Regions from separate parts of the Homo sapiens genome. Here region 1 is linked to region 2. Evidence: read pairs that join two places in POLR2A ChIA-PET (ENCODE). Cell type or tissue: OCI-LY7. All regions are shown on one strand. Links, peaks and the distances in the headings refer to the core of each region. The heading gives the core; the rest is flanking DNA.

Region 1 (6,708 bases), core at 1,051-6,050, 120 kb before region 2:
CTGGGCTGTAAAACAAGGCAGTAAATTTCAAAGGATTCATGCTTACAGAGTGTGTTCTATGCCCACAGTGGTAGATACCAATAACAGAAGGAAAACTGGAAAGTCCGCAAATGCTGTGAATTAAATAACACACTTCTAAACCTTTGGGTTAAAAAATAAAAGGGAAAGTAGGAGATACTTTGAAGTGAATAAAAATGAAATATCAAAATTTGTGGGATGCAGCAAATCAGTTATTAAAAAGAAATTCATAGCATTAAACATGTACTAGAAAAGAAAAAAGTTTCATATCGGAGACTTCAGCTGCTACCTTAAGAAATTTAAAAAAAAAGAGCAAATGAAGTACAAAGAAATCAGTTGCCCAAAGAAATGTGTGCTTTTTGTAGAATATAAATCTTCTTACATTAAGCCTCTTTGAGTAGCCCGTCTGTAGTTGTTAGCTCTTTAGCATAATAGAACCAGAAATGGAAAGTGTCTCTTATTGTGCTAGATACTTGGGTAGAGTTATAAGGATTCTCAGAAGCTGAGCAGAAATAGCTCTAGACAAGAACTGAATAGGGTGGGCCTACTTACATGCTGCAGTTGGAACCCTGTGAAATGGTATATATTGTTCAAGATTTCCGAACTTCAGTGTCTTTGTCAATAAAATATTACAGGTGCTTTACTTACCTCAACTATTGTTCTTAATACAAAATGTAGAAGCACATTGAAAACGTTATAAAAACAGAGATGAAGAATGATGTTATTGGTTATGGTAATATGAAGGTTACCTCAGATTCTTACCACTTTCAACCTGCTCACAATGTAAATTCTGTTATCAATATCTAATAGAAAAGGGCCTATTATTATATATTCGTGTTAAATTGTTCACATATAGTACACGTAACTTTGTGTGCAAATCTTCCCTCTAGGGCATTCCCTAGAAAGTCCTCAATTTAGCTAGCAGTGTATTGTTGATTATTAAGAGAAATCCGCCACCAGAAAGTCCATTAATAGAGGATATGTTCCTTCTGAATTGTAATTTTCAACTTAATTGTAATAGATTTGCTGCTTTTAGTTTTTATTAACTTCATAGTAATGTGTTAAACAATATTCATTTTTTAAAGTAACATTACATATATAACTTACATAAATTAGATTCTTCTAATGTGAAGATCAGACAGTGAAGGTCTGACTTTTAAAAGAAATCTAAAATTAATTTCAAACTCTAAAAAGATTTGCTTATATTATATGTAAATAAATACGTATGATACATTAATACATATTCTGAGATTCTCCTTGACTGGTATTAAACACATTTTATTATTCCAATTTTGAACATTGTGTTTTCTGCAGATGATTTTCGGAGAAAATTAGCTTGACAATATCAAATCCACCAGTTTTCTTAGAAATGTTAGCGCCATCAAGTGGCTGAGAATGGGTATTTCCAAATTTGACTTAAACCTTTATAACATTGAATATGGGTTTTTTTTTAATCTTCCTCAGAAAGCATGTCTTTTTAAAAATAAACATGCAAAACCAGGTATTATAACGAATAGATAAAATTCAGCTGCTTTACATTATAGTTTAATCACTATACCTTCTTTAAAAGGTATGGTAATTATGAAGAGAAAATTGTTAATTGAATTATTCTCTACAAATGGTAGTATAAATACTGATAGAATTCATAATGTCCTTTGAAAAGCTTTAATCAAGACTCTTAACTAAAAAAAGAGAACTCACTGTGAAGATAATTGAATGTTAATGCCTACGTTATAAAGTAACTTTATTATTGTGAAAATAATCTTCTCCCTTATTTAAAGGGAATAGAAATTGGCTGACTACAGTTCTTTGATAATGTGTGTTTTAGAAAGCTTTGTATTAGCTAACTAATAGAACTAGATATAAAGCAATGGTATAAGAGCTATTGTTGCAAAATTTATTTTAAATTAGGTGTTTTGCACAACACTGAATATACATAATGCCACTGAACTACACACTTAAAAAGGGCTGAGATGGTAAATTTTATGTATATTTTACCAAAATCAAGATATGTATGTAAACTTATATATGAGCTAAAAACAGAACCAACTTCAAAATTTACAAAGGTTTGCATATATATATATATCTCATTGTAACTATGAACATGGTCCTAATTACATGATATTCATAAAACCAGCTTGAAGTTTTTTTTTAAAAGAAAGTATGTGTGATACTTAGGAAAAAAACTTTCTCAGCAAATAAAAGCTAGAACATCTTGTACCTTTTTTTGGTATGGATTGCATGGTTTTGCCAGTGTTAGGTTTTTACTTTAATAGTATTTATAATTTACCTGTCTTGAATTTTACAAGCAGCAGTTAAGATAGATTCTATTATTCAAGCCATTAAAAATGTTCATCTCTTACTTTATTGAGATATCATCAAACTTTCTGTGTAAAGAAGCAGATAATACATAGGCATTGCAAGCCATAAGATCTCTGCGCAACTATCAGCTTGGCTGTTGTAGTACAACAGCAGCCACAGGCAGTATAAAAACAAATGAGCAGAGCTAGGTTCTAATAAAACTATGGACCCTGAAATTTAATTTTCACATGTCACGAAATATTTTTTTTGAATTTTTTTCAACTATTTAAGAATGTAAAATTCATTCTAAGCTGATGTGCCCAACAGATAGGCAGAGGGTAGAAATGACCCATGGGCCATACTTTGCCAGACTGTGCTTTAATCGATACTTTTTGAATTGCTTTATTTGAATGAGGTGCTGATTATGAACAGTAGAAAACAGCATACATCTCAGACCATGATTTGTGTGACCAGAAGAAGAGGGAGATCCCTGAGTTTCTGACATGAAGTTTTTAATTGCAAATTATTTGGCCTAATACCAAGAACAATAATAGCTACCAAGAATACTATATTTTTCTGATCGCTATGTGTGGGTTGGTTGGAGTGTCTTAAATTTTTTTTTTAATAAATAATCTATAATTACCTTAAGTTTATCCTTAATTTCAAACATCATAATGACTACTGATTGCCACCTTTTAACTTCAGCAAGAGGAAATTTTTTTGTCTAAATTAAAAGTTTATCCAATAGCATAATCTCAAAACATTACAAACGTTTGATTATAAACATATTTCAGTATAATTTTAAAATATTATAAATGTAATATAAGAACATTATATTCCATGGAATTAAAAAAGGAACTGTACTCAGCCTTTTTTAAAACTTGGGCAATCATATTAATACCAAGTCAAATTTCTTTACTTAAAAAAAGTTATAATCATTACATTTTATTTTTACAGTATTCTTAAATAATGGACAACTAGATGACATTGGGAACTAAATATGTGACTCTCGTATGCTTTAAATACATTTTAATTCTTTAGGTGAGTATGCCTTGGCAGCAGAATTGTACAGAGAAGTGTTGCGCTCCTCGGAGGAACACAAAGGAAAACTCAAAACTGATTCACTTCAAGTAAGTAAAGACTAAACAGTTTCATAGGTATTCTGTTTGTTTTTTTAACAAAATAATTTTTCTGAATGTTTAAGAGGATAAATGGTAACAAACAGTCATAATCACTGGGTGAAACTTGGGATTCAGTCTTCTCAATAAGCATTTTAGATGATTTGTATGTACACTAACATTTGAGAATCACTACTATTCCATTCAGGGAAGTTTTGGGCACAAGCCTGACAAGGTAAGTCTATATAAGCTACAGTTAAAAATAGCTCAAAGTACTTGTACTTCCAAGAGTAGGTCAGTTTTATCACTTTGACATATGAATATCAACATATTTATTCACATGGTTTTCATTAAAAAGAAAAGGAACTAAGCAATAAAATCTATCTAATGATAATTTTTAGAGGTCTTTAGGGAGATTTGGATATTTTAATTATAACACTTATTTCTCTTTCCCTTCTTGGATCTGTCATTGACTCATATAGACAAGGCTCTCTAGCTAAATAAGAAGTAGAAATGGGTTTATTAATTTTGGCAAGTTTAGGTTTGAGTCCCAGGTAAGATGTCATTACCATTCACAATATTGACCTTGGGACTGACTAACATGTTCACAAGTACCAGAGTGGATATTTAGAGGAACATATGGAAAAGTGGAGGGAGAGGAAAAATTAAATATAAATCTGATATTCTGCATGGATAAGGGTTACAAAAGGCAGGTCCTAGACCTTAACACCCTGCCCTTGAGTAAAGAAAACAAAGTAGTAGTACTCAGATTTTTTTATAGGAAAAGTATTTGGTGATATGATCTTAATGTGGTGTTAGTGTTCTGTGTGCCATATTAATATTAGGTTCTCTTCAGAGTCTTCTGCATTGACTGTCATAATTACTGCCTTTGATATGTTTGTAGAGACTTCATGCTACCCATAACTTGATGGAATTGTTGATAGCCAGGCACCCAGGGATACCACCTACCTTGCGTGATGGCCGACTTGAGGAAGAGGTAATTATTTTTTTCATTCTGTCTATAAAAGTATATTTTCTTCAAACTTTATGCTCCATATAGTTGATATATCCTAGGACATACAACATACAAATAAATGTAATCATGTTTTCCTGTTACTTTGATGTTTCGAATTTTGTTGTGATTTTGGGTAGCAGAGAATGGCAGCAGTACGTATTATTTGGCTTCTCTGCTGATCTACCTGCAGTTATGTGATAAATGCTTGTTGTAGATATGGCTGTTGGTAGCCAACAGAATGGGATGTAAATAAATGAGTTTTAAAAAAGAAACTTTGATCTCATGGCAGATCTACAAAAGAGGTAGCTTAGTAAATATACAAACTTTTGCACTTTCTCCACATTTCTGTGTATTTTTTAAGGGGGTAAATAAAGTCAAATTTTTGGTGGTAGTTCTCCCAAAGAAGTTTCCTCTACAAAAAGTGTCGCCTCTTTTTGAAAAGAATGACATCGAAAAGAGTGATATTATAAATTATTTTACTATAAATTGTTAATAGCTTATTATGCAGATTCTTCCAGGGATTTTTGCTGTTGTTAAACATTAAAGAGCTAAAATCAAAAGAGTAGGTATGTTTGAAATGTATTGAACCTGTAAGTGGAGGCTTTATTTGAGTCAACAGGATAAAAAATGAGATTATATAAATAAGCACAGCCTTTTTGCACTGGTTGTTTTGGGGGCGGAGGTGCCCTGGTAAACTATTTTAATTAACAAAAATTTTATCTATTCATGAGTAGAGACTGATGTTTTGATGTATGTAGACACTAGAATAGCTAAATCAAACTAAATCAATTACCTCTTTATTTTTATTGCATGCATGTGTGTGTGTGTGTGTGTGTGTGTGTGTAGTGAGAACATTTAAAATCTACTTTCTTAGGGCTTCAGCATATGAATTTTGGGGAAACAAAATTCAGTTCCTAACACCTGTGTTACTGTGTATTCTCAAGGATTATTTTTAAACTGCAGTAACTAAGGAATTTTAATAACTAAATTAGCCAAATTTTAGAAAGGTGTCTTTGCTTTGCCTATCATTTGAAATATTACTGTTCTTTTTTTCCCCTCTTTGCTTATTCTAACTAAAAAAAAAAATTAAATAAGAAATTGGCAAACAAATATTCGGTGTTTCTGAAATTTTGTTACTTGGACAAGTAAATTTTGTTAACTTCCATATATAAGGAATTTTTAGCGTGACTTTTATGTTCTCTACAGTATACTTGGACTTTTATGTTTAAATGCAGTTAAGTAGCTTTAAATGTATAAAATGACCCATTCTTCTTGAAACATCATACTGAATTATATTCTAGATTGGGAGTGAAAGTTTATATTCTCTGTTTCAACACAGGCCAAACAGCTGCGAGAGCACTACATGAGCAAGTGTAATACAGAAGTTGCTGAAGCCCAGCAAGCTTTATATCCTGTGCAGCAGACCATCCATGAGCTTCAAAGAAAGGTATGCCAAAATGCAGTGTTTCTTACTTGTATTTGCCTCCAGATATCATTTTGAGTTTTGGTTTTTTGGTGGGGAGAAACTTGAATTTCTTATACATTTTGAAATCCTTAGCACCTAGCACATTGCCTGACCCACAATACAAGTTTATTTTACTGTTAGCAATGATTTATTGGTTGAGTGAACAGATGCATAAATAAGTCAACTATTTTGAGTTCTCTTTCTTTTGAACTCATGGGTTTTCTCTTACCATGAGTATATAACAGTTGTCTTTTGAAGAAAGTAAAGACTTCTATAACCTCCTTTTTATCTTGTTTCTGAGATGTTTTAAAATGTTAATACATTAGAACCACAGGTATTTTTCCTGCAGAATATATACCACTTGTCATTTCTAAAATTTCAGTTTTATGAAATCAGCAGCAAAATCTAAAGAGGTTACACAAATACACTTTTATTTTCAGTTTTTAAATCAGGTGTTGCAAATTTTTGTCTTTCTAATTCATTCATTATTTAGTATTCTGGGATATAATTTTGTGAGTTATTGTGGATTATTCATTAAGTAGAATCTGGTTCAGTTAGTTAAAGATTAGAATGAAGGCTTTCTTTCTTATGCTGATAAAGAGACCTGTGACCTTTTCACACATATAGATTGAGTATTGAATTTTCATTTGGCGTAAACAGTTTTTTTAGTTACAGCTTTGTTATATAAATGCATTCAATAAATTCCCATTTATCCAGAGTAGTTAGGAAATAGGGGTTTCTCTTTAATTATATTTTCAAAAGAGGAAGCGAGCATTGTACATGGAATATGT
Region 2 (5,000 bases), core at 1-5,000:
AATTGATCTGCAGGGTTGATGAGGGAATTAAAATAGTGGAAAAATATAAGGTAAATGCTTCCTCCTATGTTTCTCATATTACTATTTAAGATTTTAAAACAGTGGAAGGTTGAAACTGACTTTCTTTGATTTGCTTTTTTTGATAGATGATTCGTCCTACTCCATATATAATGCCTGGAACATATTACTTATGTGCTTAACATGTGTTTGAGCACCATTGACTTTTTATGGCCAATACAATGAAGTAATTTTGATTCAGTTTGATTGATGCCAGATCTGTAAGGTATTTTTATGTGGAATATGTAGTTTTCTGTGAAATGAAGAATCTCATTTGTCCATTTCATTATTTTCTTATATTATAATTCTTCGTATATTTAATACAAATGAGTCTCTAATTGAGGCAGAATTTTGAATGTAGGGAACATAAGAATGAATGAGACTGAGATGATTCTGACTTTCATGGAGCTTATAGCTTTCCTGTGGAAATAGATATTATACAGAATGATGACTTACTTAGAGTTGTCACTAGTATTACCAAGGAAAAAGACAGTATGTAATGAGTACACACAATATGGGATCCATTACCTTGTCTTTGGAGTATGTGGAAAAGTAACAGGTAAGCCAAGACTTAGGGTTGAGGCAGCAGGGGCGTGTGGGGAGGAAAAGGGATGTGTGTCTGTGTCTGTGTGTTAGAGGTAGAGGCAGACATTAGGAACAGCCTGGAGGCAGCAGGTTATTTTGAATACATTAGATGACTCTTATATTTTAAAATCATGCTAATTTGCACTTCTTTATATTTACTTACCTCCTTATGTATTTTAATGAATTTTTTAAAAATGCTTTTTTGAGGGCAATATATTTATGCCTTTAATGACAAGATCTCATTTCATTATATGGGAAAATGCCATGTCTTAGAACTATTTTAATGAATTGCTTGTCAGCCACAGAGTATGAGTTGGCAAAGAACTTCTCTCAGAGAAAATTGAAAGAATTGAAAACATTTGATGATTTACTAATATTTTCTGGTCCAGCGAAACTTTTCCAACAATTTAAATTCAAATATAAATTATTAGAGATGTTAGTTGTTTTCTACTGTGCCTACTGTGTCACTGTTAACTGATAAATAAGAGATTGATGTTTTTAAACCTGTTTTACAGGATTTACAAGCAATTGCAAAATACTTTATAAAGGCATGTTTAATTTGATAGTAGTGGTCTTGATTAGGAAGAGGATGAATCTAGGAGAGTTTTAAATTCTGAAGCTGAGGATTCTATTCCCAGAATACTCTTGAGTATTGACTACTATATTTTCTTAACTTTTTTCTTAATATAGTTAATAGGAAAATGGAATTGAAATTCACTCCTCATTTGTATGGCTATTTTAATAATTGTTAAATTTAGTAATATAATGTTCCATACACTTATACTGAGCATTATCTATGTAAATTATTCTTCAAATAATTTAAAACATATATATTCAAAGCAGAGTAAAATGCTATTATAATTGGAAGGGACCAAAAGACTTTCTTGACCACAGGAGTGATTAAGTGTTGGGATAAACTACAAGCAAAGTTGTGTAATCTCCATTCTTCACATAACATCTTAACATTGGATCACCAGTTACAGAAGTGCTGCCTAAGTTTTTTAAACTTTTATAAGTAAACATACCTGTTATTGTCCATGGATGTTGATCAGACGTGGAGCTAGAACATACAGTCCTAGCTCTGCCACTTACTAGGTAGATGACCTTGGGCAGATCACTTGCTCTTTCTGAACCTCAGTTTCCTCCAGGTTGTTATAAAGATGTGTAAAGAAGGATAAAATAGGTACATAATTACTGTTCTCTCTTCCTTCTAAGTCTACTTCAGAAAATAATAAATGTTATGAACTTGTTGCTATGGATGCTTTTTTGAAACCTTATTCAAAGGGGGATGGGTAGTGTAAAAGAGACTATTTGTTTGAAGCTTGACTACTTTCCTTCTACCTTTGAAAATTATTGCTGTTTTTGCTTTTAACTCAGACCCTGTTGCAAGCAGTTGCTATTTTAAGCACTTTTGAATTAAGTGATGTTTTTAAGATATGTTTTGCCTGGTGATGTCATGTGATGGTGTGTACAGTAACATAAAGTGTCCCTAAAACTTCTGAGAGCACTGGTTACTTCTGGTGAAACTGCTTGTATTTTTAGGTTTCTCCCTTAGTAACAGTCAAGCTTGTAACCTTCAGCATGTGAGATCAACTCAGTCTAGTTCCTGCAAAATAAGAAAGCTACAGCTGTTTTCACAGTCTAATCACTCAGTAAGATTTGTCATAATTCTTAATAAAGTTTTTCTTTAAATGTCTGGTTAATTTACAAATGTTTGTTATTAGTCTTTTATTTCTATATGACTATTTTAGTATGTCTATTTATATATTTCTATACTTATGTCTAAAATTCATGAAGATAAACATTTAAAAGTATTCAACTCATAATTTGTAGTTTTTAACACAATTAAAAAATATAGGTTTGGCGTTGAATATATACCTTGTCTTTTCTTTGACATCATTGAACACCATAATATCAACTCGGAACTTTTCTACTGAATCAAGAAAAGCTCTGTTGATGATGATTCAGGTACACTTTTGTTATTTTAGTTTGAGAAAACTCATACCTCAACTGGAGAAAAAGATAATAGCAATTGAGGAGTGATTAATTAGTTACCTGGAGCCAAGATAGATTTTATGGAAAAATATGTCAGAGAGTTAATAATCTCTTACGCACTGAGGTGAAGAAAACAGGATAAGAATCACCTTCCTATCCAGAAAATTCTTGTCTACTACAATGTAATTTAATTTTGGAAATGTTGAACTGAGTTGCCTGTGCCATATACAAGTAGAAATATATCATAAGTAATCCATTGTAGAGAGTGAAGAGGAGTTTGAAAGAGGAATCTGGGCAGCATGTATAGACGGATTTTCAGCTTATGTATGGTAATTGAAACTTTTGGAGAAAATGAGAGCACCCAGGGAGAATGTACAGAATAAGCAAAAAATGACACAAGCCCTGAAGAAATGCAATATTTAAATAATTATTATTGAGTAATAGTTAAGAAGACTAAGGGTAGGAGAAAGACTGGAGTGACATCATGAAAAGTAAGAGGATGTAATAGTCCTAAAATAAGGGATTAGTCATCATCAGGATACAATGGCCAAGGAAGATGGGGTCTAGAAAAATATGCCTCCAGATTTAGTATTGAGGTTCTCAGCAGAGCAGTTTTAATAGGGGTAGTAAAAATGGGGCCAGAATAGAGAGTTAAAGAATATATAGGAAATTAGACGTTTTTTTTTGGTGGTTTTCAGTTTTTCTTTTGAAAGTTTGACTGGATAAGAAAAAAAAAATGGTGGTAAAGGGGGGATATTATGTTATTATTTCAATTATTATTATTATTTTTTGAGACAGAGCCTCACTCTGTCACCCAGGCTGGAATGCAGGGGTGCACAGTCATGGCTTACTGCAGCCTCAATCTCCTGGGCTCATTTGAGCCTCCTGCCTTGGCCTCCCAAGTAGTTGGGACTACAGGTGCATGTCACTATGCCTGGCTAATTTTTTTGTTTTTATTTTGTAGAGACAGGGTCTTGCTATGTTGTCCAGGCTGGTCTTGAACTCCAGGCCTCAAATGACCCTCCTATGTTGGCCTCCCAAAGTGCTGGGATTACAGGTTTGAGCCACCGTGACTATTATTTTAGTTTTTAAAGGTTAAATAATCTTTTAAAGTTTTTATTGCTAATAGGAAACACACCAGTAAAGAAGTTGATTATACTAAAAATACATTGAATAGGCTCAATAATTATAATTAAGTCAATATATTATGGTTAGACTTTTATTTTTCATATAAAACTTTTCTTTATAAAGGTTATGATGGAAATTTTAAAGCAGGGAAGACCATTAGACATCTATAATCCATTCATGTTATTTTATAGAACTATTTCTCTGCTTAAAATTCTCAGTGACTTCCAGTTGTAAAAGTGTGAACTCTTTGGAGCAGCATAAAGCACTCATCATGATTTGCCTTATTCCTTTCTGACCTCATCTCTTACAGATACCTGGCATTTTCCCCTGTGATCCAACAATACTAGGGAACTTGAGGTTTTGCTAATTCATGCTTTTCTGTATTTGCATATGCTATTACTTCTGCATTGAATGCCTCTCTTTCTTACCAGTTTACCGTCCCATACTTAAGACTTCTCTTTCAAGACTACTGTGATTTATTCTCTAATCCCTACTCATATTGATTATTATCTTCTCTATTGGTACCATTTTACTTCTGTCAAATTGACCACATAAAAACGAGATACACTTTTTACTGTCTTTGACATCCTGCTGTAGCTTTTTGAGAGGAGGCACTGTGACTTGCTAATCTTTATATTGCCACACCAAACACAGTGCATGGTCCATGATAGTTAAACAATAAATAGGCATTTAATGAATGAATGTGGCCCTCAAAAGTAAGTTATTTGCCCACAGCCACAGAGCTTGAGCTTGAACTTTTATTTTCTGGATAAATTCCTTGTATGTTCTAATTAAGACTTACTTAATTTGTGGCAGAATTTATTAAGGCATATATAGAAGGAGAGATCAATAGATGAAATCTTAAATGAATTCATTTAGAAGGAATAAAAAAAGACTTCTAAGAAAGTTTTAAATATATTCATGAAATTCATATTGTTCTTTTAGTAATACAAGATCTCTGAAATGTGGGGTACAATCAAAATCAGTTTAGTTGAAATTAGAAAGGTAAAAGTGAAAAACACTCTGAAATCTAAAATACACATTAACTTGTTTTTAACATTAAATAATACACAGTATTAGAATTTAAATAGTATATTTTGAAACTTTTGCCCTTTTAGGCATATTGTTATATAGTATATAAAAATGAACCGTTATGACATTCTACAGTATTGAATTGTTACTAGAATGTAAGTGCTTACATCCTTTCAAGACATTGATTATATGTAAAATTAACT

Evidence for each region. ChIA-PET counts read pairs that join two places held together with the same protein. Peaks named below come from ENCODE experiments on the same cell type or tissue, not always from the same donor. Only the 100,000 strongest peaks of a DNase experiment are listed, where the experiment ranks them.
Region 1: POLR2A ChIA-PET joins it to region 2 with 6 read pairs; 5 of 35 experiments call an interaction of 5 or more read pairs at or near these places.

The regions. Positions count from the first base shown.
Region 1 is chr6:145,923,930-145,930,637 of GRCh38, reverse strand. It overlaps SHPRH (SNF2 histone linker PHD RING helicase), which reads left to right. Exons shown (of 30, transcript NM_001042683.3): 15 at 3,361-3,449; 16 at 4,342-4,434; 17 at 5,792-5,899. Among named protein-coding and RNA genes, the nearest start is that of SHPRH, 37 kb to the left of the region's middle. In OCI-LY7, for the core only: CTCF peaks have their summits at 1,215 and 1,419 (motif pointing left); a DNase peak (open chromatin) is centred at 1,407.
Region 2 is chr6:145,806,562-145,811,561 of GRCh38, reverse strand. The region is part of intron 1 of FBXO30 (F-box protein 30); the gene reads left to right. The region is part of intron 1 of EPM2A-DT (EPM2A divergent transcript); the gene reads right to left. Among named protein-coding and RNA genes, the nearest start is that of FBXO30, 5.7 kb to the left of the region's middle. In OCI-LY7, for the core only: no CTCF peak of the experiment used is centred there; a DNase peak (open chromatin) is centred at 2,191; H3K4me3 peaks cover 881 bases; H3K27ac peaks cover 820 bases.